Regions from separate parts of the Homo sapiens genome. Here all the other regions are linked to region 2. The links are chromatin contacts, found by Hi-C or POLR2A ChIA-PET in ENCODE. All regions are on one chromosome and are shown on one strand. Each heading gives the region's core, a stretch centred on a gene start or an enhancer-like site at or near the end of the contact. The rest is flanking DNA. Distances are from core to core; before and after follow the strand shown.

Region 1 (4,636 bases), core at 2,095-4,594, 460 kb after region 2:
GCCTGACCAACATGGAGAAACCCCATCTCAACTTAAAATACAAAAAAGAAGCCGGGCGTGGTGGCGCATGCCTGTAATCCCAGCTACTTGGGAGGCTGAGGCAGGAGAATCACTTGAACCTGGGAGGCGGTGGTTGCAGTGAGCCGAGATCGTGCCATTGCACTCCAGCCTGAGCAACAAGAGTGAAACTTTGTCTCAAAAAAAAAAGTGCAAGGTGATGTAGCAAGTGCTGCTGGAGGAGCCGCAGCAAGTTATGCAGAAGATCTAGCTAAGATCATTGATGAAGACGGCTACATTAAGCAACATATTTTCAGTGTAGATAAAACCACCAGGTATTGGAAGAAGATGCCATCCAGGACTTTCCTAGCTGGAGGGGAGGTCAGTGCCTGGGCGCCAAAGCTTCAAGGCCAGGCTGACCCCCTTGTTAGGGGCTAATGCAGCTGGTGACTCAGTTGAAGCCGGTGTTCATTTATCATTCCAGAAATTCTAGGGCCCTCAGGATTACGCCAAATGTACTCTGCCTATGCTCTTAAATGGAACAAAGCCTGGATGACAGCACGTCTGTTTACAGCATGGTTTACTGAATATTTCAAGCCCACTGTTGAGACGGACTGCACAGAAAACAACAAAATATTTCTCAATGACAATGCATGTGGTTACCAAAGGGCCCTGGTGGAGTAGATTAATGTGTTTTCATGCCCGCTAACACATGATCTGTTCTGCAGCCCACCAGCCAAGGAGTAATTTCGACTTTTAAGTCTTGTTATTTGTTATTATTATTATATTTTTTTGAGACGGAGTCTCGCTCTGTCGCCCAGGTTGGAGTGCAGTGGCGCAATCTCAGCTCACTGCAAGCTCCGCCTCCCGGGTTCACGCCATTCTCCTGCCTCAGCCTCCTGAGTAGCTGGGACGACAGGCGCCCGCCACCACACCTGGCTAATTTTTTGTATTTTTAGTAGAGACGGGGTTTCACCATGTTAGCTAGGATGGTCTCGATCTCCTGACCTCGTGATTCGCCTGCCTCGGCCTCCCAAAATGCTGGGATTACAGGCGTGAGCCACTGCGCCCGGCCAATTTCAACTTTTAAGTCTTATTATTTGTTATTCTTATTTTTAAAATTTTTAGTTTTAGAGATGGATTCTTGCTGTGTCACCTGGGCTGGAGTGTAGTGGCACGATCATACCTCACTGCAGCCTTGAACTTCTGGGCTCAAGTGATCCTCCTACTTCAGCCTCCTGAGTAGTGGGGACTACAGATGGGCACCACTATGCCTGGTTCATTTTTTTTTTTCCAGGTTTTTAGAGACAGAGTCTTGCTATATTGCCTAGGCTGGTTTTGAATTCCAGGCCTCAAGAGATCCTCCTGCCTTGGCCTCTTGAGTAGCTGGGAGAGTCACTGCATCTGGCTAATTTTTTGTGTTTTTTAAGAGACAGGGCTGTGTTGCCTAGCCTGGTCTTGAACACTGGACCTCAAGTGATCATCCTGCCTCAGCCTCTTGAATAGCTGGGATTACAGGCATGTGCCACCATGCCCAGCTCTAAGTCTTATTAAATAATAAAAAATAGAAATACATTTAGAAATACATTTTGTAGGCTGGGTGCAGTGGCTCATACTTATAATCGCAGCACTTTGGGAGGCCAAGGCAGGAAGATAGCTTGAGGCCAGTTTGAGATCAACCTGGGTAACATAGTGAGACCCTCCCCCTCTACAAAAAATAAATAAAAAAATAAAAAAACAGAAATACATTTGATAGCAGGAACAATGGCAACAAAGGATTTAGACTATGACATAGACTTGGCTGATAGAGCACCAGCAGGCTTTGACAGGACTGACCCCCATTTTTTTTTTTTTTTGAGACAAGTTTCGCTCTTGTTGCCCAGGCTGGAGTGCAATGGTGCGATCTCAGCTCACCGCAACCTCCGCCTCCCAGGTTCAAGTGATTCTCCTACCTCAGCCTCCTGAGTAGCTGGGACTACAGGTGCCTGCCACCGCGCCTGGTTAATTTTAGTATTTTTAGTAGAGACGGGGTTTTACCATGTTGGCCAGGCTGGCCTCAAACTCCTGACCTTGGGTGATTTGCCCACCTCGGCCTCCCAAAGTGCTGGGATTATAGGTGTGAGCCACCGTGCCTGGCCTGACCCCAATTTTGAAAGTTCTACTGTGGACCAAATGCTATCAAACAGCATCACATGTTACAGAGAACAGTTTTGTGAGTGAATCGAAGCAGAAAAGTTCATTGTTACCTTATTTTAAGAAACTGCCACAGCCACTTTCTACAACCACCACCCTCGTGAGTCAGCAGCCACCACCACTGGGGCAAGACCCTCCACCAGCAAAAAGATGAGGATTTGCTGAAGGCTCAGATGATCATTAGCATAGTATGGGGCCAGGCGTGGTAGCTCATGCTTGTAATCCTGGCACTTTGGGAGGTCAAAGCAGGAGGCTCACTTGAGGCTAGGAGTTCGAGACTAGCCTGGGCAACATAGTGAGATTCCGTCTCTACAGAAAAAAAAAAATTAAAATATGTACATGGTATTTTTAGACATATGCTGTTGTACACTTTAATAGACTACAGGATAGTGTAAACATAACTTTTCTATGCACTGGGAAACCAACAAATTTGTGTGACTCACTTTATCAAGTGGTCTGGAATTGAACCCCAAATATCTCTGAGACATGCCTGAATTTATATTGTTTGCTCTCTGATTCCCTCACTAGATTGTAAACTCCCTGAGGGCAGGGACTTTTGCCTTTTTTATTCAGCCTTTGGACAGTGCCTGGTGCACTGCCGCCCCTTGGTAAAGTGGTAGCATCCATGCCGGTAGGGATCTTTTAAGATGAGGAGTGGGGGCCGGGCGCCGTGGCTCACACCTGTAATCCCACCACTTTGGGAGGCTGAGGCCGGTGGATCACCTGAGATCGGGAGTTCGAGACCAGCCTGGCCAACATGGAGAAACCCTGTCTCTACTAAAAATACAAAATTAGCCGGGCATGGTGGCGCGTGCCTGTAGTCCCAGCTACTCGGGAGGCTGAGGCAGGAGAATCGCTTGAACCTGGGAGGCAGAGGTTGCGGTGAGCCAAGATCACACCATTGCACTCCAGCCTCGGCAACAAGACAGAAACTCTGTCTCAAAAAAATTAAAATAAAATAAATAAAAAGATGAGGAGAGGGGACATTTCCAACAAAACAAGTGACTGCACAAAGGAGTGGGGAAGGGGCTGGACCCAGGCCCTAGGGACTCCAGAGCTCTGCCCTTTGTCCTGTTCCAGGCGGCTCCCCGAGGACTGGGCTGGGTGGAGCTGGCAGGAAGGGATGCTGAGGTTGCCAGCAACTCGCCAGGAATCCCTGGCAGAGGGCACTGGGGCAGGGGTAGGCCCACTGGGGCCGTGGGTAAGGACTAGGGGAGAGGTAGGGCAGAGGGGATTTGGCTTTGGGTGGTGTCCCACTGACTGGGCACTGGACCTTTCTTTGCCCTGAAGAGTTTCTGGACAGCTGAATCCGACTCCTGGGGACTGAGCAGGGGTAAGGAGGGCGGTGGGGAAGGAAGTGGGGTGGGGGTGGATGGGGGATGGAGGAAGGGCCAGGTGTGGGGCCTGGGAGGAAGCAAAGGCTTCTGAAGCCAGGAAGCCTGGAATCAGATGCAGGTGGGGACAATGAGTGGCTGGATCCCCGAGAGTGTGTGCATAAAAGAGCAAACGTTGCACCAACAGCCTCTGCGTGCCTGGTCTCTTTCTCTGTGCGTGTGTGTGTTTAATTTAAAAATAGGGATCGAGTCTAGCTGTGTTGCCTAGACTGGTCTCGAACTCCTGTGCTCAAGCAATCCTCCTGCCTTGGTCTCCCAAAGTGCTGGGATTTCTTTTCTTTTTTTTTTTTTTTTCATTCTCAAAGGAGGTGATGAGATTTCTTTATGTGTTTTATGTGAAGTGACTCATGTCGCCTGCCCCACAACCTATGAGGGAGAGACCATTATCATCCCTTTTGGCAGATGACAAAATTGAGGCACAGAAAGGTGACATAACCCCCGGGGTCACACGGCCAGCAGGGGGCAGCTCCAGGGCAGAGCTGCTGATCTCTGCTGTGTTTCTGTGTGCTGCTCCCTCTGTCTGTGCTTCAAAGTATATGCTTTCTGGTCGGGTGTGAGTGTGTCTGGGGTTCACGTGTACATATGTACCTCTGCAGGTATGTGTCATGGCTGGCGTGTGTCCTGGCCTGTGTCCGTCGGCACTGGTACATTTGAAGGTATGAATGTTTGTATGCCTGTGAATGTATCTGTGTCTCTGTTTCTCTTGGCCTGTGAGCTTGTGTGGGCGTGTTTGTTTATGTATGAATGGATATACATGCTTGTGCGTGTCTTGGTCTCTGTGTGTGTGTTGAGAACAAACCTCTCCCCATTTGCTCAAGCTGGAACCCAGGATGTCATCCTGGCCACCTCCCCACCCCCCAACTCCCATGCAATCCATCCCCTAGTCCTGCCCACTATGCCTACTAAAGGCCTCTGGAACCTGGCCCTTCTCCCCACCTCCACTGCCTCCTCCCTGGTCCAGGCGGTAGCATCATTACCTGGGTGACTATGACAGATCTTTATATATTTCTGATTTTGTTCTCTTTGATTTGTTGTCCACATAGCAGCCACAG
Region 2 (4,635 bases), core at 1,283-3,782:
GGCATGGGCAGGGGTGGGGCAGCTGGCCCGGGAGGCCGGCAGGTCCCAGAAGACACCTCACACGGGTTCCATCTGCAGCTCCTCCCCGTCCACAGCCTCAATCTGGTGGAAGGCAGCGTGGGAGCCGATGACCACCAGGGTGGCTCCTGCAGGAAAGCCGGCAGCTCAGGGCCACACTCCTGCACCTGGCTCCCACCATCCACCCCAGCTGCTCAGACCCTGTACTCACCCAGCACCCAGAAGACGGCCGAGCCCGCACCAGCCAGCCAGAAGAAGGGGAAGGAGATGCCTCCAGCCAGAGCATACTGATGCGCTGGGCTCACCTCTCGGCCTGGGGGCAGATGGCATTGGGGTGCTGTTCCGACTCTCCATGCCCTCTCCCAGAGTAACCCCTGCTGCCCCCCAACAATCCGTACAAGCTCCAGGTTCTCGGGATCGAATCCAAACTCCTCATGCCAAGGCCCTCCAGGTCCTGGGGTCACCCTGTTCCCCTGCTGTCCCCACTGCCCTCCAGAACACAGCACACCGTCCTCGCCTGCCTCAGCCCCACCCTCTGCCCTCTGCCCCACATCCTCCAGGAAGTTCCTGGGATCCCGGCTTCCTGCTCCCTAGACTAGGGCTCTCCTGCTGCAACCCTCGCGCAGACCAGGGTCTCAAACTGGTGGCCCAAGGGCCAAATCTGACCTGTGGATGTGTTTTTTGAGCTGTTTTGCAAGGATGTGATTTGTGGCTGGCAAAGTGAACGATTTCACATAAAAATACCAACTTCAGGCTTCTCATAGAAGTCTCAGGGATGGGGTCTACATGCTCTGGTGACGGTGATCAGCTGAAGCCAAGTCGTGCCTGTGCTTCAGGCACTCCCTCCACCCCAGCCCATCAAGCACATAACTTGCAGGCCCCTGAAGAGCCTGGCCTTCAGGTCTACCTAACTGTCCAATCCCAACTCCCTGACCCCACTCCAAACCTTGATTTTCCCCTGGGGGGAATTTCCCCTGGCATTTTGTTTTCCCAGTGGTCCTTGGTACTACTAGTCTGGGAACCACATGAAACATACTCCTCGGCTTCCCTCTCTAAGTTCCAAGTTCTTTCTGGTCACACCCCAGAAAGCAGGAAAAGAAACGGGAACAGATCTAGGCCAGTGTAAGGTGGCCACCTGGTGTCCAGTGTGGGCACCTGCAGCTGATGTTGGCCGCAGAGAGCGGCAAGGGGAGGAGAGAGAGGGGAGGAGTCATGTGGTTTGAAAAGGAGTAGGTTTAAGGCACAGCAGCCAGGTGGATCCTGGGTTTGAGGAATAGCAATTTGAGGGGGCTGAGACTCGATGGAAGGATCGGTTGTGTCTGAGATTTTAAGGGATCAGGTTTGGGGGATCTAGTGTACATCTAGGCTTGGGCGGACTTGGGTTTTGAAGGACTTGGATTTGGGGTCTGAGGTCTGTCTGCATTCCAAAAGACCAAGATTTGAGGGACCAAGGATTCATCTGGGCAGGGGGTTTCTCACCAAAGAGCACAAGCTTGGACTCCAAGGTGCGCAGATAGAGAATGTAACAGGCGCCGAAAAAGACAGCCAGAGCCACCAGCAACATAGGGGACGTCACCCTGGAGGAGGAGTGCAGGGAGGCAGCGGTTAGACAGCTGGGGCTGGGCCAGCCCGACGGCCCTGGCCTTCTCCACCGGCGGGCGGCAAGCTACATCCTGGAGACCAGGGAGGGCCAGGTGACATTTAGTCACACTGCATCCTGGCCAGGGTGATGGTGGGGTAGGGGACCTGGCCCTTTGGTGACAAGGTAGTCTAGCAGAGCCAATCCTTGGGGGCGGGGCCTGGGCGGTGAGAAGAGGGCCCTGGGCGGTGAGAGGAGGGACCGGGCGGTGAAGGGCGGGGCCTGAGCGGCGAGAGGAGGGGTCCAGCCGGTCGGGGCTAGTGCGGGTGCGGGGCCCGGGAGGCACTCACACACAGTACAGGATGAGGCCCAGGAACACGAACACATAGTTGCTCTGGTAGTACTCCACGTTGCGTACGAGGCGCTGGCACAGCTCTCCCAGGTTGCGGGGCCGTGAGAAGCGCTGCTGGTCCACGAAGGTGCTCCAGGGCCGGATGGTCGCGCGGCGCCGCTCCAGCCACTCCCGGCCTGCACCGGAGGGAATCAGCTTCGGCAGCAGGGTCCTGCGGGGGGTGGGGCCGGGTCAGTGGTGGACCGGGATGGAGCCCCAGACCCCCGCAAAAGAAGGGGACTAAGGGTGCCTGGACTCCCTCCCGGGACCCCAGATTCCTGTACAGCAGGCAGGGAGGGGACTAGGGGCCCAGACTCCAGGGTCCCATTAGAGGAGACCGGGGCCAACACTTCTGCGGCTCGGGGCTGGGACTCCAGGCTCTCGAGGGAGGAGGGAGGAGGGGGCCGGGGGCCCGGACTCCCGGGTCTCTGGTCCGAGGGCCTAGAGCCAGCTCGCTCACGTGCCGCTCAGCCCTTCCGCCTCGGCATCTTTCTGCTGGTCCTTCTGCGCTGCCATGTCTGCGTCGTGAGGGGTAGAGCTGCTGTAACCAGCCCGGTACCCTGAAGACCCCGCCGGCCCCGCCCGACGCCGGCCCCACCCAGCGGAGTCGACGTGGCGCAGCCCCGGAGCAGCTGGGGACTGTAGTTCTGCCGCCGAGTATTGTGGGAGTTGTAGTCCTGACGGTGACTAAGAGGATGGGCGCTATGATGGCGGTCTGACTCGCAAAACACCTTGGGAGATATAATCCCAGAAAGTGACGGCGCGCGCCTCTGGGTATTATAGGAGTTGTAGTTTCAGGAGGGTGCATGTGGGCTGTCAGGAGCGAGGGCGTTATGGGAACTCTAACGGCAGAAGCGGGCGTTGTGTACTCTCCCAGGGAAGGCACAATGGGGACCGTGCAGAGCTGTCCTTCTGACTCTAGAGGGCATAAAAAAACACCTGGAGGGCTTGCTAAAACAGATTCCTGGGCCCTAGCCCAGATGTTTTCATTCAGCAAGTCTGGGGTGGAGCCCATAATTTCCATTTCTGAGTTCCCAGGTGATGCTGATGCCCCTGGTCCATGGACTACATTTTGAGTAGAAAGATTTAGATAATTTGTGGGAATTGATTCCTTCCTCAAGAGATTGAGGCTAGTGAGGGGGCCATGGTTGCTGGAGGGGTATCTGAGGTTGCCCCCTGCCCCACCTTGTGGAGTCCCAAAGATGAATGAGTTGGGGCTAGGGACACCTCCGACCCCGCCACACACACCTTTGGAGAGAAGGGAGTGAAGTTGGGAAAGACAAAAGGTTGAGAAGTTTTGTGGGCTTTTTTGAAATGGAGTCTCGCTCTTGTTGCCCAGGCTGGAGTGCAATGGCGCAATCTCGGCTCACTGCAACCTCTGCCTCCTGGGTTCAAGCGATTCTCCTGCCTCAGCCTCCAGAGTAGCTGGGATTACAGGCGCCCGCCACCACGCCCAGCTAATTTTTGTATTTTTTTAGTAGAGACGGGGTTTCACCATGTTGGCCAGGCTGGTCTCGTACTCCTGACCTCGTGATCTTCCTGTCTCAGCCTCTCAAAGTGCTGGGATTACAGGCGTGAGCCATTGTGCCTGGCCCACAGGGCTGGAATTCTAATTGAATTCTAATGGGGTGAACCAGAACAGGGCCTCAAGAAATGTGTGTGGAAGTATAGGGAAGCCTGGGCTCCCTTAAGCAGACTGGGATCCTAATTTTCCAAAGCAGCTGGGTGGGGCTGGAAGGAAAATATCTATATGGGATAACCAGGTGACCTTTTTTTTTTTGAAAATTTTTTTAAGTAGATAAGGGATTTTGCTGTGTTGGCCCAGTAGGTCTCAAACTCCTGGACTCAAGCGATCCTTCTGCCTGGCCTTCCCAAGTATTGGGATTACAGGTGTGAGCCACCATGCCCAGGTTCAAGTGACTTTTTTTTTTTTTTGAGACGGAGTCTCACTCTGTCGCCAGGGCTGGAGTGCAGTGGCACAATCTTGGCTCACTGCAACCTCCACCTCCTCCTGGGTTCAAGCGATTCTCCTGCCTCAGCCTCCCGAGTAGCTGGGATTACAGGCGCCCGCCACTATGCCCAGCTAATTTTTTGTATTTTTAGTAAAGATGGGGTTTCACCATGTTGGCCAGGCTGGTCTCGAACTCCTGACTTTGTGATTTGCCCGCCTCGGCCTCCCAAAGTGCTGGGATTACAGGTGTGAGCCACTGCGCCTGGCCCCAAGTGACTCTTTTAGGCCCAGCTCTTGTCTTCCAAGATCTACAGCAGTTTAGGGTTTGTGCTTTGAGGCCTGCTGGAAGGTGTTCCCAGGAGGTGGGAGGAAGATGGCCCTGTCTGAGGGGCTGGTGGCGCAATAGGCAGGGAAGCCCTTTGCAAGGGCCCCACACTGAAGATGGAAGAGTTACACTTTGAAGATCAGATTGGCTAGTTACTGTTTATTTCCTCTTTGTCACCCCCAGGCTTTTAGTGGAATCAGGTTTCCTTTTTTTTTTTTTTTTTTTTTGAGATGGAGTTTCACTCTGTTGCTCAGGCTGGAGTACAGTGGCACAATGTCTACTCACTGCAACCTCCGCCTCTCGGGTTCAAGCGATTCTCCTGCCTCAGCCTCCTGAGTAGCTGGGATTACAGGTGTGCACCACCATGCCCA
Region 3 (4,971 bases), core at 130-2,629, 410 kb before region 2:
CGGTCAGTTGGGGAGGAAGCCTTCAAGGGCCACATTTTGGCTGGGAAGGAGGACAGTGAAGCTCTACCGCCAGGCAGGAAGCCCAGCCAGTGTGTTCCCAGACCAAACTCAGGGTCTGGCTGCTATTTCTCACGGCCCAATAACGAGATGCAGATAAACTGGGGAGGAAGAGAGTTTTTTATTTCTGGAACCGGTTACAGAGAGAAGGCCCAGAAAATATCTCCAGACCAACTGTAAATTACAAGGTTTTCCAGAGCTTATATATTTTCTAAGATGTATGTCTACGTGTCAGTGTGCATTTATCTAAAGATATAAGTGATTAACTTCTTTTAATCTGTAACTCTAGTCTAAGTCTTGGAGACCTTTCTCTGGAGCCTCAGTACATTTACTTAAATCTAAATGAGTCCAGGTGCTGGGGCTATTACCCTGACCTTGTCTCCTGCTCAATCACAGAGGTTTGGGGGGGGTTCCTTTAGACCCCCAATGAACTTGTTTGTGGAGGCCTGGCGAGTTTCTTCAGACCCCCAATTAAATTTGTTTAATCCTAAACAGGTCTGGTTAAGAATTCCTTCTTTGTTTTGTCATGCTGTAAGGCCCAGGAAAGGCCTAGGTAAAACCCTTGGTGGGCTTTTGTTACATTCTAGCCTTTGTAGAAAGGCGCTGGCACTTTCAGCTTTTGATACTGAACTTAACCACTCAGTCAGTACTGAAGTAGTTGTGATGGGGACCTCCATTAGTGAAATCTGGCCTGCCACAATCCCCACTGTCAATTTGCGCATGATTTCTATCATGCTTGTATATTTATTTATCACAAGAATCATAGGGAGATGGAGCATTGTAATCTTTCTGGCTACTTCCTGCTGAGAGGGGGTCATCGTTATGGGGCACCGAATGCAGCACTGGAGTGGAAAAAGTCGATTTGTTCCCAGTAGCACTCTCTGTTTCGGGGGTGTAGAGGCAGCACCTGCTAAAACATAATAGTAGGCAACAGCAACACATATAAATAGGTTGCTGCTACTTCCTTCAGAAGTTTCGGTTGTCTAGTCTTCAGTTCACAGGGCTTTAAGAAAGCACAGCTTAGGTTTCAGTGATTTCCAATTAAGAAAAATGGGGAAAAAGGGAAAGAAAAAGGAAACAAATGAAAAGATTATTTAGGAGACTTGTAGCCAGAGAAATACGAATTTAACCCAAACTGTAGAAAATAATAAAAACTGAATGCCAGACTAGAATTTAAAAACAGGTGTACTATAGTTTCCAAAAGTTTTTGAAACATAACTTCCCTCTCTCCAGTTACCCTTTTTTGTTGTTGTTGTTGAGATGGAGTCTTGCTCTGTCACCCAGGCTGTCGTGAAGTGGCACGATCTTGACTCACTGTAACCTCCGCTTCCCTGCCTCAGCCCCTTGAGTAGCTGGGATTACAGGCACCCGCCATCATGCCCGGCTCATTTTTGTATTTTTGTAGAGATGGGGTTTCACCGTGTTGGCCAGGCTGGTCTTGAACTCCTGACCTCAGATGATCTGCCCACCTCAGCCTCCCAAAGTGCTGGGATTACAGGAGTGAGCCACTGCACCCGACCCCAGTTTCCCGTTTTTACTAAAGACAAATTACGACAGGACCAATTTGCTTTATTATGCTTTGCCACTTTATTTGTACGAGGTGCAGCAAGAATAATTATTTTTCACATAGGCTTTTAAAATTGGTTTTAATGGGACTTTGTTTTATAGAAGGAATCTGAGATAAGACTTTTTAAAGCTGAGCCCCTGCCATGGATTTCTACCATCAAATACATATGGTTGGGTGAATTCCTGTCCTCTTGAAGTTTCAAGATAACTTGGGATTCCTGACCTGTCAGAATGTGACATTCTTTTCTTCCCACAGATCAGTAACCCTGTACAGGGACTGTGTTCACAGGATATAAGGTCAGTTTTCCAAAGGCTTTATTAGCTCCACAAGTCAAGTTTGATTCCTTAAAGGAAAGCACAGCATTCTGGTCAAAACCTTGGTAAAATAACCAGTTTTTCAAATTGTGTCCTGTTACCAAAGAAAACACATTCTTATTGCACTTATGCAAATAACTATATTGCCATAAATTAAGAATACCCACAAATAGTTTCCAAATTCTGGGGAAATCGGGTAGAGAGAAACAAATAATGCTCCAAATGGTGTTCATAGGAGTATATTTTGATTAATCGTTAAAAGCTGTCAATAGCTCAAAAGAAAATTTGCCTTGACTCTGAAAAGCAAAACAAAGGATCAGCAACGTTTTAAGCAAAAAGTCAAAAAGATCACTTCAGCCTCCTATTAGTTCACTTCATGCAGTTAATTCCTGTCCTGCTTGATATCAATGAACATTTTAGCTCTCCAAGTGTCCCGAACATTTTTCCTCTCTTCTGATGTCACAATCTCCAAAGTTATCAAAATTTGCATTTAAGAGCACCTGTTAGGGCTTTATAGCTGATTATAAAATTACCTTCTAAAGAGGGCCAAAACAAGGTAACATGTGTATATGGGTGACTGAACGTTTTAGGGTAGTCATAGTCAAAGACACAATTGACAAGGAAATCTGTTACCTCTGTGGCCCACAATAATTTAACATGACAATTATAATTATGACTGATAATGTACACTGAGATATAGCAGAATTATAGGAGTCTCCCATAACTTTGGAACCCTCATCAATAACATATTTATAGAAATATAGCCCAAAGAAAGCTAAAAATCATTTTATATTTCACAATGCTTCCTGTATGATTTTTGTACCAAATAAGCCAAATTTCACCTTTACATTAGTGTACTATTAATGTTAAACCTAATTCTTAATAAAACCTGATAGACATATTTACCCAATTTTAATGTTTGACCATAAGGTAACATTTTTATAGACTTTCTATAACCCTTTACAATTTTTGTTAAAGAGCAGGTTAGTGCTCTAAGAGAAACCCATTGTGTTTTTATTTCAATGCTCAATTTACAGAAATGCTGAATTATACCCCTTCAACTTTAGTCAATATGTTTACACACAAAAATATTTTAATTAATTTTTTCATAAACCTTTCACAACTTGCTTAAACATTTAGCTTTATTTTATCCAACTTAAAGCAATTCTTTAACCTTTTAATCTAGGCAAAAAAAATCCATCTTCTCATAAGAGCTTTAGAGACTCTTAGGCTTCTTTACTAGGACAGCTGAGCTCTAAAGCATGTGAACTTCACCCACCACAACTGTTTGCTCCATCTCAAGCTCAGAACCCTGCCCTGTCTGCCTAACCACAAGTGAGTATTTCCTGCCTTGATTTCCTGACATTTCTATATTTAATTCAGCTTGTTAAGTTCCAAGAAATCCCCTGGCAATTTTTATTATTGACCTCTTCTTCTTTGCACAGGTATCCAACCCAGTATCTACAAATAAATGCTTCACTCATCTACTCCTTTCATGAAACATTGCAAATCTTTTTCTTACTAGTGCTTGGGCTTGCTTTTTTTTTTTTTTTTTTTTCTTTGCAAGGAAACATATAGATGAGCCTCAAGAGATTTAGAAATCTTTTCAGAGTAACCAGCTGAATGTCAGAAAGTCATATTTGGAGGCCAATCTAGTTAGATTAGATAAATAGTTTTTAATTTTAACAAACTGTCTTCCTTTTCTAACTGGACCTCTGATCTCACAGAAGCCAACAAAGTATTTGCAGTTTATAGGATCTAATTTTAAAATATGTGAAGAGTAGGCACATCTGGAAGGCAGGGCATCTAGATCTTTGAAAATCAAAAATCCCGAATTTCACATTGAATCTGAGGTCTCTAAAAGAAGGGACATGCCACAAGACCAAGCCACACAATTTTTCCACACTGCACAATGCTGTAGAAACATGTCTTCAAGGCTAGTAGCACAGCAACAATCAGCCCACTTTTAATCAGACCATCCCCAAAGGAAATCATATTCATTGGTGGTGTTTTCACAGCCTTTAAACTGTGTCCAAACTGCACCTTTCTCATCTAAACTTGCAAAGAAACAAGGAGCCCCCTGCAATCACAACCATTTATTGCAACGGCTCTCAGCCATCTCCAAACTGCAGCCCTCACCAGTGACCCAGCAGCCGTTGCACTCACAAAGGACGTGTCTCTCACAGTACAAAGTAATGCCTGGTACTCACAAAACCAAAGCAATCAGCCAAGATGAAATAAAAGAGAGCAGAGCTGCAGACCTGGAGGAGCCTGTCCCTGACTCTGGACTCCACAAGGAGAACAGGAGACCCCCAAAAGGGGTGAGTGGGATCTTTTTGTGTATTTCTCAAGGAATTTCAGAGTCACTTAAAATTCCCTCTAGATCCCTTCATGTGATACCAAAGATGCCAAAAGGAAGGTAAAGAAGGGAAAAGAAGAAGTACATGGGAGAGGAATTCCTTTTAAAAAGAAGTGAGCAGAGGAACCAAGCACCTATTTGTTTTAATTCAAAATCTAATTTTATTTTGTCAAAATTTCAACTCTTATTATAGATTCAGGGGGTACATGTGCAGGGTAGTTACATGGGTATATTGTACCAAGCAATTAATTTCTAAAACGGAGTTTCACTCAAATCCAAATATTTTTCAAAACAGGAGGCAAAAGAGAAAATCCAGAAAGACTGTATGTACATATAATTAAATATTAGCTTTTCATGAAGCCGACTTCTGACCATAGAGCTCTTTGAAAAAGAAAAATAAAACCTTCCAGATCTCTTATAATCAGATTTTAGCCAACACAAAGAATTGCGATTTCCACTCTTTAAACTTTTTTTTACCAAAGGTAATCTCACCAATACTAAATAGGTAAAAAAGTCAAATGCCACGCAAACATTAAACCAAAGGCGCTGGGGCCCTGACTGGGAATTGAACCCAGGCCATGGTGGCGAAGGCATAAACTTGAAGCTAGGCCACAATATAAGGCACCTTTCATTGTGAATCCCACAGAATATTGAAAGCAGGCAGTATGAACTTC
Region 4 (4,692 bases), core at 1,567-4,066, 420 kb before region 2:
TTTAATTATGTCCTTGATGTAGAGCTTAAAGAAAAAGATGGAGCTGTAGAAAACATCTTAGTCTTGAAATATCTTACTCTTCCCAGTATAAGGGGGGGCATGGCCCTATTTCACAGGTGCCCAGGCCTTAGCTAGAAATGGATGGTTCCAAGACATGTCAAAAAACTGTTTGAAAGGTTTTAGAAGTTGTTAATGACATGAAAATATTTAGTAAAGGCAGTATTTGATCTGTCTAATTTGGATCCAATATCTAAACTCTGAAGACATATTTATTTTATTTTGCTAATTTTAAAAGTGGCTTTATTTTTTAAAATAATGTTTATGTTTCTTTCAATAGTGTGTGGAATATATGTGGTTTTTGGTTATGTGGATAAAAGTTCCTTAGTGGTAATTTCTGAGATTTTGAGGCATCTGTCTCCTGAGCAGTGTATAATATACCCAATATGTCATCATTTATTCCTCATCCCCCTCCCAACCTTTCCCCGAGTCCCCAAGTCCATTATATCATTCTTATGCCTTTGCATTCTCATAGCTTAACTCTCATTTAAAAGTGAAAACATTCAATATTTGATTTGCCATTCCTCAGTTACTTCACTTAGAATAATGGCTTCCAGTTCCATCCAACTTGTTGCAAAGGACATTATTTTGTTCCTTTTTATTATCAAGTATTATTCCATGGTGTACCACATTTGCTTTATCCACTCGTTCGTTGATGGGCACTTAAGTTGGTCCCATATCACTGCAATTGCGAATCGGCTGCTATAAACATCCATATTCTTGTGTCTTTTTTATGGAATAACTTCTTTTCCTTTGGGTAGATAGCCAGTAATGGGATTGCTGGAATGAATGGTCTACTTTTAGTTCTTTAAGGAATCCCCATACTGTTTACCATAGTGGTCGGACTAGTTTAAATTCCCACTAGCAGTGTCAAAGTGCTCCCTTTTGACCACATCTATGCCAACATCTATTGTTTTCTGACTTTTAAATTATGGGCTTCTAGCAAGATTAAGATAGCATCTCATTGTGGTTTTGTTGTGGGATTTAGGAGGATGAGAGAGAGGCTTTGGGTTAAAACAGGAGAATCTTTTATTGAGTGCTCTCAGGCCCAGCAGACTCACGTCCAAAGACAGGGCCTGGAACAAAGACAGCACTTGACTTTTATACACACTTCACAAAAGGGGGTGGGCCAGCTTGAAGCAAGCTTACAGTGGTGTGAAAGCAGGGATACAGAGGCAGGAAAAAGACAGTTAATCAAATTGTAACAGGTTCATAACTCAGGATTGCACATAACTGTTGCTATGCAACCCAGATGTCTATTATCTAGGTTTTGCTCTAAAGAGGCTTGCATTGGTTTATCTTCACTATGGTGCCTAGAGAGCTGTAGTTCAGGCCTGCTCAGGCTTCTCATGACCTTTGCCATACTTCTTAGATAAAACAGAATACTTGAAGTTACTAGTTAAAGAGAACAAGAATCTATAAACTCATACCATAAAACAAAGGAAAATTTGTTTTTCTTCTCCCTACATTGAAGGAGTGCTGGAAGAGTCTCCAGAATACAATAAATAATATTATCAAGACTTTTCCTGGGTCTGGGCTGTGCCTGTTGCTGCCTCTGGGACAAGTTAGCTTAATACAAGAAAGCTTATTTCCCTTTCTTTTTAATTTTATTTTTCTTTAATTTCCCACCTCAGTTTTACTTTGCATTTCCCTGAGAATTTTTAATAAGTAAAATACTTAGAAATATACTTAACCAAGTAGGTTAATGTAAGTTTCCTACAAGGAAAACTACAAAATAGTGCTGAAAGAAATCACAGTTGACACAAACAAATGGGAACACATTATAAGCTTATGAATAGGTAGAATCAATATTGTGAAAGTGACCATACTCTCCAAAGCCATCTACAGAGCAGTAGAATTCTCATCAAAATATCATCATTCTCCTTCCCAGAACTAGAAAAAAGAATCCTAAAATTTATACAAAACCAAAAACGTGACCGCATATCCAAAGCAATACTTTGCAAAAAGAACAAATCTGAAGGCAGGCTTTAAATTATACTACAAGGCTACAATCACCAAAATAGCATGATACTGGTATAAAATATGCACATAGAGCAATAGAACAGAATAGAGAACCCAGAAATAAAGCCAAATGCTTACAGACAACTAATCTTCAACAAAGTACACAAAAACATTAATTGGGGAAAGGATACTTTATTCAATAAATGGTGCAGGAAGTATAAAAATAGGCACATAGAGCAATGGAACAGAATAGAGAACCCAGAAATAAAGCCAAATGCTTACAGACAACTAATCTTCAACAAAGTATGCAAAAACACTAATTGGGGAAAGGACACTTTATTCAATAAATGGTGCAGGAAGTATAAAAATAGGCACATAGAGCAATGGAACAGAATAGAGAACCGAGAAACAAAGCCCGGTACTTTCAGTCACCTGATCTTTAACAAAGCATATAAAAACTTCCATCTAAGACCTGAAAGTCTAAAAATGCTACAAGATAGCATCCAAAAAGCTTTTCTAGACATTGGCTTAGGCCAAGTAGTCATGACTAATGCCCCAAAAGCAAACGCAAAAATATAAAAATAGAATAAGATCAATAGGACCTAATGAAACCGAAAATCTTCTGCAAGGCAGAAGAAATATCAGCAGGGTAAACACACAACCCACAGTATAGGAAACAGTAGTCACAAACTAGGCATCTGACAAAGGACTAATGTCCAGACTCCAAAGGAACTGAAAGAAATCAGCAAGAAGAAAAGGTGCCATTTACCACCTTCCTGACTCATTGGCCAGAACCAATGTTAGTGGAATTAACATATGCCCCACCCCAAGTGACTTCTAAAGGGCTAACTCACCACAAGGGAGTCAGAGCAGATCTTGGACTGAGACCTACAGGACACAGGTACTGCTTTTTCTCTTTTATTTGTTTTAAATTTTATTTATGTTTTTAGATCAAATAGTTCAGATTGCATTGGTTTTTAATCTGCTGTTGTTGGATTAACATATGCTTTAAGCGACTCTTAAATAGGTGGCTCACCAGGAGAAAGGCATAGCAGAACCTGGACTGAGACCTACGGGAGACAGGTATTGCTTTTTCTCTTCTAATCATTTTAAATTTAATTTACCATCTTTCATCAAATAGCTCCGATCATATCATTATTTTTTCTTTTCTGTTTTGTTGGTGGTTTTATTGGTGGAGTTTTATTTTACTATTTTAGAAAAGCAGTCTTTTAAAAAAGACTTTTAAAAAGTTTTATTACTCTTTTTTTTAAAAAAATTATGTTTTCCCTTGATGTGCTTATTTCCTTTATAAAGATCATCACCATTAAATTACTAGGAGATACTGCGGCTGATTTTGTCATGCGTGAGATAAGAAATTTTTTGCCAAAGCAATTAGTGATGAGTGCAATGGAAAAATCCGTGATGATCTTTTAAGATGATTAACTTTCTAATCCAGAAAATGCTGCTGTTTGTACTGAACAAAATAGCTTTATTTTTATATGACCAGGGGTACATAAAATGCTTCAAAACAACACATAATTTGGCAAAAATACTATGTCTTGCCAGCCAGAAGAATAAGTGTGGTTTTATTTCTATGTATATGTCTAGTACCATGCCTGCACTAGAGTTGGGAAATTTTAAAAACATCACCTATTGATACAGAAGAGAAGTGCTGGGAAGGGAAGGGCATGGTCCCTTTGAATGATACAGAAAAGGTGAAGGAAAGTGATGGGTAGAGGAGGCCGGGGTCCCTGGCTAGGGCTCCAAACCTGGGCTTGTGCCCCTGGACCTAGATGAGGACAGGCATTTTTGTTTTCCTGACCAAATGTTGCATTTCCCAAGATCACCCTGGCCCACCATGCCCTATCCTGTGCCTAAAAAAACCCTGGGACCCTAGCAGGCAGACACACAGGAGGTTGGACGTCGAGAGGAGCACATCAGTGCAAGAACACATGGGTGGCTGCCACTTCTCTCCCTTTCCTGAGAGGGAAAAACTCTCGACGCTGAGAGGAATCCACCAACAGGCACCAGCACTCTGGCAGGCCACCGACCAATGGATTGACATAGAGTTTGGCTGGGGCAGCCAGAGGAGAGCCTGGGCCGCTGAATAACCCGACTTCAGGGGAAAACTATTCTCCCTTTTGGCTCCCCCATCTGCTGAGAGCTACTTCCACTCAATAAAACCTTGCACTCATTCTCCAAGACCACGTGTGATTTGATTTTTCTGGTACACCTAGGTAACAACCGCGGGATACAGAAAGCCCTCTGTCTTTGGGTTAAGGAATGGGTCTAATTGAGCTGGTTACCACAAAGCCACCTATAGATGGCAAAACTAAAAGAGCACATGGTACCACATGTCCACTGGGGCTTCAGCAGCTGTAAACATCTACCCCTAGATGCTGCCATGGGGTTGTAGCCCCACAACTTGCCAGTCTGTATGCTTCCCTAGAGGTTTGAGCAGCGGAGTACTAAAGAAGCAAGCCACACCCCCACTCCACCTCCTGTGAGGGGGACAAGGAAACTTTTCCCATTTCAACTGGTGGCTCGTCTGGGATCTCGGAAGGTGAGTGTGAGTGAATGGGAAACTGTTGGGCCTGCCTTTCTTCCAAAACTCTGCCACTTCTCTCCCTTTCCTGCAGGTAAAAGACTCTGTTTTCCTTTCATCTCTTTTCT
Region 5 (4,559 bases), core at 228-2,727, 370 kb after region 2:
CTGACAACGTGCGTCCACACCTGGGGTGGAAGGGTTCTCCGGGGGAGGGGGACGGGCCTTCGGGGCCGCATCTGCCCCCCGAGGGTCCCGGACGGCCTCTGACCCTGACCCCCCTCCCAGGCCGGGAAGCAGGTGGAGGAGACAGCGGTGGCGGCGGCGGTGGCCCCGAGGGGCCGCGTGGTGACCATGGCCGAGCCGGGCGCAGCCTCCCCCCCACTTCCCGCTCGGTTCCCCAAGGCGGCCGACTCGGGCTGGGACGGCCCGACGCCGCCCTACCAGCCGCTCGTGCCCCAGACGGCAGCGCCGCACACCGGCTTCACCGAATACTTCAGCATGCACACGGCCGGGGGCACTGCACCCCCGGTCTGAGCACCCCTGCCCGCCCCTGCCCCATGGGCCATGACCGGGCCCCGGCCGGGCTCCGGACCCCTGCTTTATCCCGGCCCGAGAGCTCGCCCATCCCCGGCCTTCCCGACCCTTCCCACCCCGCGCGCCCAGGTTGGGTACGCTGCGTCCCGCCCCCCTCCCCTCTGTGCCAAACGGTCCCGCGGGAGCCGCTCTCCCCGTCCCCTCCCTCAGCCCCTGCCCCGAGCGGCGCCGGATTCTGGGCTCCCGCTGTTCCGTGACCTCCGGCCCCCTGGCCCCCTTCGAGACCTCTGACCCCGCTGGACTCCGGAACACCCGTGGTGACCGCCGGGACCCTGCCTGTGACTCTCCAGGACTCTGCGACCCCGGGATGGATATTGCGATGCTGGTCTCGACCCTGAAACCCTCCCTCGGATCTGTGACCTCGGACCCGTACTCCATCTGCCGCATCTCCATTCCGGGGGCCTTCCCTCGGGTCCCTGGCAGAAAGACATTTTACCCCTTCTTGCCAAAATAAAAAAGGATTCGTTTTTATCTATAACATGGCTTCTTTTGCATCTTGATGGTGTTCAGCGGCGGGGCTGAGCCAGAACTATGTCAGGCTCGGGACCTCAGTGTGTCCATCTGTGAAATGGGAATTTGGAACCGGAGGCAGGGGCCTGTATAACCTGATCTTTATGTTGCCCCAGAATGTGGGAACATTGAAGATGATCAAACATCTAGCAGGGTCTTGCACCGCTCCTTTATTTTTGCCTTCCTTTCCTCACTCAGAGGTAGAGGCGCCCTCCAGTGGCCCATGCTTTGCTGAACCACAGGCACCCAGAGTTTGGGTTACGATCTTAGCACTGCGCATATGTGTATTTCTCTCCCTCCAGGAGGACGCTGCTGCGCATGCGGTTGGGAACAAATGGGCGGGGATTTCCCCGGAAGTCTCCCTTTATGGAGGGTTGGGGTTGGGCGCTCCGCAGTCCTCCCAGGGCCGCTCTGACCGGCCGCTCTGTAACTTCTCGCCTCCTCTTCGCCGTCCCTCCCACAGCGGCTGCTCGGCTCCCGCCCCCTCGCCCTCCCACAGCGGGTCTTCCCGCGGCCGCTCTGGCCCAAGCGTCCCCTCGTCTCTCTGATCTGGCCCATCCGGCTTCGGAGGGAGGCGAGGGTGGGTGAGCAAAGGGATTGGGTCTGTGGGGTCCAGGCCCGAACCCCTGAAGACGGGCTCCGCCCCCGGCACCCGCTCGCGCCCCGCCCCCGGCTGGAGGAGTCTCTCCTGGACCATCCGAACCTAGCCTGTCCCGGCCCGCAGCCTCTATGGAGGCTCCTGCCGGGCCGTAGAGCCCTTCGCCCCCTGGGGACCCACCCGTCTATAAGGTCCGTTTGGCCTGCAGCAGCCTGAGTCCGTAATGCTGGGCACTGTTCATGGGATCGGCCCCCTATGGAGCCCTGTGTCTATAGGGGACTCCTACGGTCCCTAGGGTTCGGCCCCGTCCATAATGACTCCATATACAGGGCCTTCCATCGCTCTATAGGGCTCAGCCCTCGGCTTCCAGAGCCTGTCAGCAGTGGCCGTACCCTTCGCCGGGACTGCCGGGTCTCCGGGACCTCTTCGATCTACAAGGTCATGTTATGCCTATAGAGGTCGCATTTGCAGGGCCTCACCCCGGGTAGAGGGTCCTCTCCAGGTTTTTACGGCCTGTCCCCGCTCTAAGGGTCAGTGCAGGAGGCGGCGATGGCCCTGGGCAAGGTTCTGGCCATGGCACTGGTTTTGGCCTTGGCCGTGCTGGGGTCGCTGTCCCCTGGGGCCCGGGCGGGGGACTGCAAGGGGCAGCGGCAGGTGCTGCGGGAGGCGCCAGGCTTCGTGACGGATGGTGCGGGCAACTACAGCGTCAATGGCAACTGCGAGTGGCTCATCGAGGGTGAGTGGGGCCGCGTGGGTCACTCACTAATTCGCTGGTAGTTCATTCATGTGTGCATTCATCCACTCACCACATTCCCAGAGCTCGGTTCTGGTCCAGGCCTTTTGCTCTAAAATGCCTGACACCCAGGGTTGCAGCCAACCTGGGCCCTGCCCTGGAAGGCCTCCAAGTCTGGTGGGGGAGATGCACCTACACCCAGATTTACAATTACAAGACAGGAGCATCAGTGCCGGGCCTTCTGAGTAACTGTTAAGAACTCAGGGTCTGGGTCCAATCATTTGGCTTTGAATTTGGTTCTACTACTACTACTTTTTTTTTTTTTTTTTTTTGAGATGGGGGCCTCACTCTGTCACCCAGGCTGGAGTGCAATGGTACCAACACAATTTACTTACTGCAGCCTCGACCTCCTGGGCTCAAGTGATCCTCCCACCTCAGCCTCCCAAGTAACTGAGTGTGTAGAGACAGAGTCTCACCATGTCGCCCAGGCTAGTCCTGAACTCTTGGGCTCAAACGATCCTCGCACCTCAGCCTCCCAAAGTGTTGGGATTGTAGGTGTGAGCCACTGTGCCTGGCTTCTTATTATTAGCTTTGTGACTTTGAGCAGGTGGTTTTCTTTCTCTGAGGTTCTGTTTCCTTCCCCCACAAATGGGATAACAACAGTACTCACCTCATAGAGTTGTTGGAATGAAATGAAAACAGGTATTTAACATGCCTGATGTGTGGCATATAGTAACTGTTCAATAAATGGCATTAGGATTATTGTTGTTGTTATTTGTGAAGTACTTCAATAAAAGCATTTTTCTTCAGTCATTCATGTGCCAGACATTATGTTTCCCATTGGACATAGCCCAGACTGAGACAGCTCCAGCAATCCCTGGTGACTTAGGTCTTGGAGTCTAGTTGGGGAGACAAACACATTAATAGTGAGAGACAAGAGTGGTCTTTGATGGAGGAACCCCAGAGGCCTGGGAGAGCCCAGAGAAAGTGCCTGATCTGGGGCCGGGGAGAACAGAGAGGCTTCCTGGAGGAGGAAATGTCTAAGCTGAGACTTAAAGGACCAATAGGAATCTGTCAGGAGTGGGAGGAAAGGCCCCAGCCCTACCCTTCTGGGCTCCCAGTCAGTGGGAGAGACAAACCCACTCCGAGGCTGTTTGTTTTCCTTTTCCACCCAATAAACTCCTATGCATGCCTCAGAACCCTGCCCCAGTGGCTCTTTCTCTGTGAAGACATGTGGCTTAACCTGGGGTATAGCTGAGATCAGAGGCATCTGTACGAGGGAGCAGAAGGGCATTCCAGGCAAGAATAGCTGTGCAAAGGCGGGGAAGCGGGAGAGTGATGCTTTTGAAGAACTAGAAATCCAGTGTGTTAAAACATAGAATACTGGCAGGGTATGGTGGCTCATGCCTGTAATCCCAGCACTTTGGGAGGCCGAGGCCGGCAGATCGCCTGAAGTCAGGAGTTTGAGACCAGCCTGGGCAGTATGGTGAAACCCCATCTCTACTAAAAATACAAAAATTAGCTGGGTGTGATGGCGCGCGCCTGTAGTCCCAGCTTCTCAGGAGGCTGAGGCACAAGAATCACTTGAACCTGGAGGTTGCAGTGAGCCAATATTGTGCCACTACGCTCCAGTCTGGGCGGCAGAGCGAGACTCCATCTGAAACAAAAACAAAAACATAGAATACAAGACAACGAATGAGCCAGAGGCTGCAGGGTGGGAGGAGCCAGCAGGTGTAGGGCTCTGTGATTTTGAGCTGTATCCTGAGGGCAATACAGGGGTGAAAGAGAAGTTGAAAGGCAGTACCTGCAGAAGCCCAGGAAGGCCTCACAGAGTAGTGGATGTAAAAGCTGGCCTCCAGACAGGGGAGGTCCTGGGCAAAGGCCAGAGGTGTGACAGAGCCTGGATCATGCAGGGCCTCCCTTGGGAGGCTGTGGAGCTTTGTCTTTGTCTGGGGGCTCTGGGGAGCTATGGAAGGGTTTTGAGCAGGGAGAGGACATGATCTGATTTATGTTTTAGAAGATCTCTCTGGCTGCTGTGTGGGGTATGGATGAAGGCCTGTTTCTCAGTGATAGCATGTCTACCTGTTCCCAGCTTGGGGGCCATTCCTGTCAAGCTAGTGGGATGAGAACAGAATAGGAAGTGTGTGTGTGTGTGTGTGTGTGGCGAAGGGGTCTGTGTGCTGGATATAAATCACTCTCTGGCCTTAAAGAGTCCCAGACTGGTTAGGCCAGGTGCGGTGGCTCACGCCTGTAATCCCAGCACTTTGGGAGACCAAGTGGGGCGGATCA
Region 6 (4,796 bases), core at 1,448-3,947, 500 kb before region 2:
CAACACCCCCAAACCCCCAGAACATCCTGTTTTGAGCAGGCCTATGCAAATTTACTCCCAAAGGCCAAAGAAGCTGAGAGTCTGAAGAAGAGGCTGACAAATCAAATTTCTGAAGTACAAACATTTAATATTGCTTAAAGAAGAGCAGGCATGTTTGGGTGGCAGGGAGATGAGATGGTGGAATCCCACACTGTTACCTCCCAGACCCAAGGCTTACATGCAATAGGATAGAATGGTATAAAAGCCCTTTTATACTGTGGGTTATACAAGGAATTGAAGTTGATTGCTTAGAAGAAGAGAAGGATTTGACTAAGGGCAGGGTTTAGGTGAAAGTAGTAACTGTAGGCACATTTCTGGAGCTGGCTTTCATCAGAAGTCAATTTGGCAGGTGAGCATCCAAGATGAAGTGTCCTTATTCTCCACACTCCATCCCCCTAATTCGGCTCTTACAATCTCACGCGCCTTCCTCTTCCAAGATGGTCCCTGAGCCTTTAGGCAGGGAGGTTGGGGTGAACATGCTGCATCAATGTGTTTTCTACTTTTTTAAGCAGAGGCCACAGCAACACTACAGCAGGCTTTGTAGAAATCATCAGCAGCCTTTGTAGAAACAGCAGGCTTTGTAGAATCATCTTCAGAATACTGTGATTTTGGTTAATTCAGAAGTACTACAATGAAAGATCTATAACATTAATAATTTGAATAGTAGGAATAGAATGCACACAGGATTACAATAAAAATTGTTGTTGCATTAGAAGCCAACTAAAACTATCATAAAGAAAAAGAAAACCCATTTATTCCTTGGATACTTGTAGTCAGGAAATAATTCAGAATTTAGACCAAATTGCAGGTAAATAATAAAAACCTCAAAAACAATGTTTAGGGCTAGAATCTAATAACAGGTGTAGTATAGTTTTCTTCTGAAACCTAATTTTTTTTATCTTCAGTTTCCACATTTCTATGAAGGATAAATTGTAGTAGGACCAATTTATTTGCAAAATAAATTTTAATTTCATTATACTTGGTCTGATTATTATTATTATTATTTGAGACAAAGTCTCACTCTATTGCCCAGGCTGGAGTGCAGTGGTGTGATCTCAGCTCACTGCAATCTCTGCCTCCCAGGTTCAAGTGATTCTCCTCCCTCAGTCTCCCAAGTAGCTGGGATTACAGGTGCATGCCACCATGCCTGGCTAATTTTGTATTTTTAGTAGAGACAGGGTTTTATCATGTTGCCTAGGCTGGTCTTGAACTCCTGATTTCAGGTGATCCTGCCTCAGCCTCCCAAAGTGCTGGGATTGCAGGCATGAGCCACCGTGCCCAGCCGTGGCCTGATTATTTGCAATAATGTGTAGAAAGAATAGTGATTGGCCATATAGCCTCTTTTAAAATTGGCTTTGCTGGACCTTTCACAAGTAATTTTGGACTAGATGTTTAGAAACATCAAGGGCAGGAAGCAAAACCAATAATTTGCCATCAGACTGTGCTTGTAGTACCTGTATAACCATGCAACATGTTCTTCTTGCCCATTGCACAGACAAAACCAATTTACTGAGTCCGTGGTATTGCAGTAGAGAAGGTTTAATTAAATCAGAGCAACCCAAGGGGTAGGACTGGGATTATTAATCAATCTCCCTAATAACTCAGAGGCTAGGATTTTTATGGATAATTTGGAAGGCAGGGGGCTAGGGAATGGTTGCTGCTGATTGTTTGAGGATGAAATCATAGGGGTGTGGAAAATGGTCCTCATGCACTAAGTCCATCTCTGGGTGGGGGTCACAGGACTGGAAATCTCAGGACCTCTGGCCATGTGACTCCTGAGAAGCAAGAGATTATAGAAAGGCAAGCTGTGGGACAATGACTTGTTATCAGTCAGCTACACCTGCATTTTAGCAGAATTCAGGCCCCTCTCATAATCTTAATCTTGTGGGCTTTCATTTGTCATACAAAGGTAGTTTCAGTCCCTGAGCAAGGAAGGGGTTCATTTTAGGGAGAGACTATTATCATCCGTGCTTCAAAGTTAAACTATAAACTAAATTCCTCCCATGGCTAGCTTGGCCTATGCCCAAGAGTGAGCAAGGGCAGCCAGCCTGAGGCCAGACACGAGATGAAGTCAGCCATGCTGGACTTCTCTCATATTCATAATCTTTGCAACAGCAATTTCACCTGTATGAACTGGGTGAATTCCCCCATCTTCTTGAGATCCCTACATAACTTGAGGTTCCTGAGCCTGTCAGAAAGTGACATTCTTTACTTTCCACAGGTGAGGGACCTTAAAAGGAAAGCATATTGAAAATATACCCAGTCTTTTTTTCTCCAAGAAGATTCTTATCAGCTCCATAAAGTCAACTTCAATTCCTCAAATAAGTCGTATTTGAATTCATTCCACTGTAAGCCTTCAAAGAGTAATGAGTATCTCCAATGGTTCCTGTTACGAAAGAAAACCGAATCTGATTGAGCTTGTGCCAATAATTATATTGCCATAAGTAAAAATACTCACAAATAGTTTCCAAATTTTGGAGAATTCTTACAGGGAGAAAGGTCAGTTTCACTCACAAAAGTATACTTGGTCAATTGCTGTTAGTTATAAATAGCTCAAAAGAAAGGTTTTCCTGATGCTTCTTCTAACAGAGTGGCAGTCTTCCAAACAGGATGTTGTCTGTTCACTTTGGAATTGCTATCCAGAGAGCAAGCAGCTCTTTGTCGGCCAGGCGAGAGCTGTTTATTAGGCACTGTAGAATCTAGCAGCATCTCGAGATGGAGCAGGGACCCCTCTTAGGGGCTTACTCGATCACCATCAGCCAGTATGGAGATAAAGGAAAATCTTGACTTCCTTCAAGGGAAATTCCAGGCATCTAGCTAGGCTTGAGAAGTAAATGAGCAACTTGATCAACGAGAAGGTAATGGTAACTTAAAACAATAGCCAAGGAAATTGGAGTCGTAACATATTTGGTTCCCTGTGAAAACTAAAGATAACATCTTAACATATGTCTCTGAGTTGTTTCCGGAAACCTGGACCCTCACCAGAAAATACTAAAAATACAAAAATTAGCCAGGTGTGGTGATGAGTGCCTGTAGTCCCAGCTACTCGGGAGGCTGAGACAGGAGAATTGCTTGAACCCAGGAGGTGGAGGTTGCAGTGAGGCGAGATCATGCCATTACACTCCAGCCTGGGCGACAAGAGTGAGACGTCTGCTAAAAAAAAAAAAAAAAAAAAAGAAAACCAAAGACATTGCTTACTCTCATCATCCATTAGTTACTCTCATCATCCAGTTACTCTCATCATTCATTTTAGTAAAGGCTCCTCCAGAAGCTGATAGCAGTCTCACTCAGATTGTACCCTCTGGTTTCTGTACTTTGTTTTGCTCCTCCCCAACAGTTACTAGGTTCTTGGTAACCACAATTCTCAGAAGTACTTTCTATTGTCCCTACATGATTTGGTCTTTGGGAGGTGGCTCTGAGCTAGTGGCTGAGACTCACATTCACTGAAATCTAAGCTTAGTGTAGCATCAAGATTGAAGCCAGCACTCTGTTTTAATTTTACTTTAGCTATGACAGGTAACAATAACTATGGGATTGAATATTACCCTTTTTTCTTATTTTGTTTGCATTTTCTTAGGCATCCAGTAAACTGACTCCTCCAAGAGTTGGATTCATTTCTAAATTCCCCAGCAAACTTTACCTTCAGTAACTGTGGCTCTGTGCCATGGGTAACTACATGGCCACTCAGGAATCAGAGGTTCCTCATTACTCACCTTTTTATTTTTTTGCTTTCTATACATTCAATTGTATCTATATCATTGTGAAAGAAAACAGAATCTCCAGGCCCCCAACTCACTATGGCTAAGGGCAAGTGAAGTTTGGAAACGTAGTCACACAATCCTGCTTTCTTTTTTCCCCAAACACATAGCTGTAATTTCACAACCCTGCGTCATTGCCGTATCATTGGGGTAAACGAGAATATCCCAGTGACACAAGGACACATATCTTCCCAGATGGCTTTCCTCATAAGTTGCTCACGCGGAAATTCCTTGTGAGCCCCTAACTCTTTCAGGAGAAATATTGTAAACAAAAAGTAAAATTCTAATCCCCCCAACCAACCGAATAGAGCCCCTTCTTGTCCAAGGGTATCCCCTGCAAACCTGAAAAACTAATTCAGGTCACGATGAGAAGGCAGGGGGTCAGACACACCTCATTATATTTCTTCCCTTTGGAGTTCATGCAAAGTGACCAGCACTAACATTAAAACAGAGATCCTGGCTGGGCACAATAGCTCACATTTGCAGTCCCAGCACTTTGGGAGGTCGAGGTGGGCAGATGACACGAGGCCAGGAGTTCAAGACCAGCCTGGCCAACAGGGCAAAATACCATCTCTACTGAAAATACAAAAATTAGCTGGGTGTGGTGGCGCACACCTGTAATCCTAGTTACTTAAGGGGCTGAGGCACGAGAATCACCTGAACACAGGAGGCAGAGGTTTCAGTGAATGAAGATCGCACCACTGCACTCCAGACTGGGTGACAGAGTGAGACCCTGTCTCAAGAAATAAGAGGAAAAAATAGAGATCCCAACAGTGACGGAACAGACTCTTTGTTGCAATAAGATAACCGACTCCAACCTGACTCTGGTATAGCATCACATAATAGATAACATTCCCTAAAGGAAATCAAAGTATTTTATCCCCAAATGTATTTCTTTGACATATTTTGGAATGGCCCTGCAAAGCCATCTCTTATTGGAGAAATCTATAGAGCATCCTCTTCCTGGCTTGGCACGGTGGGTCACGCCTATAATCCCAG

The links. A loop is a pair of places that touch in the nucleus more often than their neighbours do. ChIA-PET counts read pairs that join two places held with the same protein, here RNA polymerase II (POLR2A). Pooled maps may share reads with other maps.
Region 1: a loop to region 2 is called in a pooled map, with 2.6 times the contacts of the local background. The contact joins the enhancer-like site here to the promoter of RABAC1 in region 2. A Hi-C loop is called at or near these places in 9 of 50 pooled maps. POLR2A ChIA-PET finds 5 or more read pairs at or near these places in 2 of 52 experiments (B cell and T-cell).
Region 3: a pooled map shows a loop between it and region 2 (3-fold over the local background). The contact joins the enhancer-like site here to the promoter of RABAC1 in region 2. A Hi-C loop is called at or near these places in 2 of 168 maps with a recorded cell type or tissue (OCI-LY7 and sciatic nerve), 6 of 37 single-sample maps with no recorded cell type and 9 of 50 pooled maps. POLR2A ChIA-PET finds 5 or more read pairs at or near these places in 1 of 52 experiments (GM12878).
Region 4: a pooled map shows a loop between it and region 2 (7-fold over the local background). The contact joins the promoter of LINC01480 here to the promoter of RABAC1 in region 2. A Hi-C loop is called at or near these places in 1 of 168 maps with a recorded cell type or tissue (OCI-LY7), 10 of 37 single-sample maps with no recorded cell type and 12 of 50 pooled maps.
Region 5: a map of ascending aorta shows a loop between it and region 2 (4-fold over the local background). The contact joins the promoter of MEGF8 here to the promoter of RABAC1 in region 2. A Hi-C loop is called at or near these places in 3 of 168 maps with a recorded cell type or tissue (ascending aorta, chondrocyte and naive thymus-derived CD4-positive, alpha-beta T cell), 2 of 37 single-sample maps with no recorded cell type and 17 of 50 pooled maps.
Region 6: a loop to region 2 is called in a pooled map, with 3 times the contacts of the local background. The contact joins the enhancer-like site here to the promoter of RABAC1 in region 2. A Hi-C loop is called at or near these places in 2 of 37 single-sample maps with no recorded cell type and 4 of 50 pooled maps. POLR2A ChIA-PET finds 5 or more read pairs at or near these places in 1 of 52 experiments (GM12878).

What each region holds. Positions count from the first base shown.
Region 1 is chr19:42,416,148-42,420,783 of GRCh38, forward strand. All of the region lies in intron 1 of LIPE (lipase E, hormone sensitive type), which reads right to left. The region is part of intron 1 of LIPE-AS1 (LIPE antisense RNA 1); the gene reads left to right. Among named protein-coding and RNA genes, the nearest start is that of LIPE, 8.9 kb to the right of the region's middle. Within about 2 kb of position 3,345, at least 3 of the 41 ENCODE cell types and tissues checked have a DNase peak (open chromatin) inside an H3K27ac peak, as active enhancers do.
Region 2 is chr19:41,956,789-41,961,423 of GRCh38, forward strand. It overlaps RABAC1 (Rab acceptor 1), which reads right to left and starts at 2,533. Exons shown (of 5, transcript NM_006423.3): 1 at 2,449-2,533; 2 at 1,948-2,160; 3 at 1,498-1,595; 4 at 230-331; 5 at 1-146. The coding sequence starts at 2,504. The coding sequence ends at 58. RefSeq lists silencers at 1,741-1,810, 2,261-2,510 and an enhancer at 2,621-2,910.
Region 3 is chr19:41,551,827-41,556,797 of GRCh38, forward strand. It overlaps a transcript of CEACAM21 not described here. Among named protein-coding and RNA genes, the nearest start is that of LINC01480, 19 kb to the left of the region's middle. Within about 2 kb of position 1,380, at least 5 of the 41 ENCODE cell types and tissues checked have a DNase peak (open chromatin) inside an H3K27ac peak, as active enhancers do; they include OCI-LY7, where a contact is called at or near this core.
Region 4 is chr19:41,532,682-41,537,373 of GRCh38, forward strand. LINC01480 (long intergenic non-protein coding RNA 1480) reads left to right here and starts at 2,817. Exons shown (of 3, transcript NR_110724.1): 1 at 2,817-2,920; 2 at 3,033-3,102; 3 at 3,920-4,223.
Region 5 is chr19:42,324,158-42,328,716 of GRCh38, forward strand. MEGF8 (multiple EGF like domains 8) reads left to right here and starts at 1,478. Exons shown (of 42, transcript NM_001271938.2): 1 at 1,478-2,273. The coding sequence starts at 2,087. TMEM145 (transmembrane protein 145) reads left to right here. Exons shown (of 15, transcript NM_173633.3): 15 at 580-907. The coding sequence ends at 660. RefSeq lists silencers at 1,404-1,593, 1,634-1,773, 1,994-2,063, 2,074-2,143.
Region 6 is chr19:41,454,063-41,458,858 of GRCh38, forward strand. It overlaps PCAT19 (prostate cancer associated transcript 19), which reads right to left. Exons shown (of 3, transcript NR_136334.1): 3 at 107-2,425. Among named protein-coding and RNA genes, the nearest start is that of ERICH4, 13 kb to the left of the region's middle. Within about 2 kb of position 2,698, at least 6 of the 41 ENCODE cell types and tissues checked have a DNase peak (open chromatin) inside an H3K27ac peak, as active enhancers do.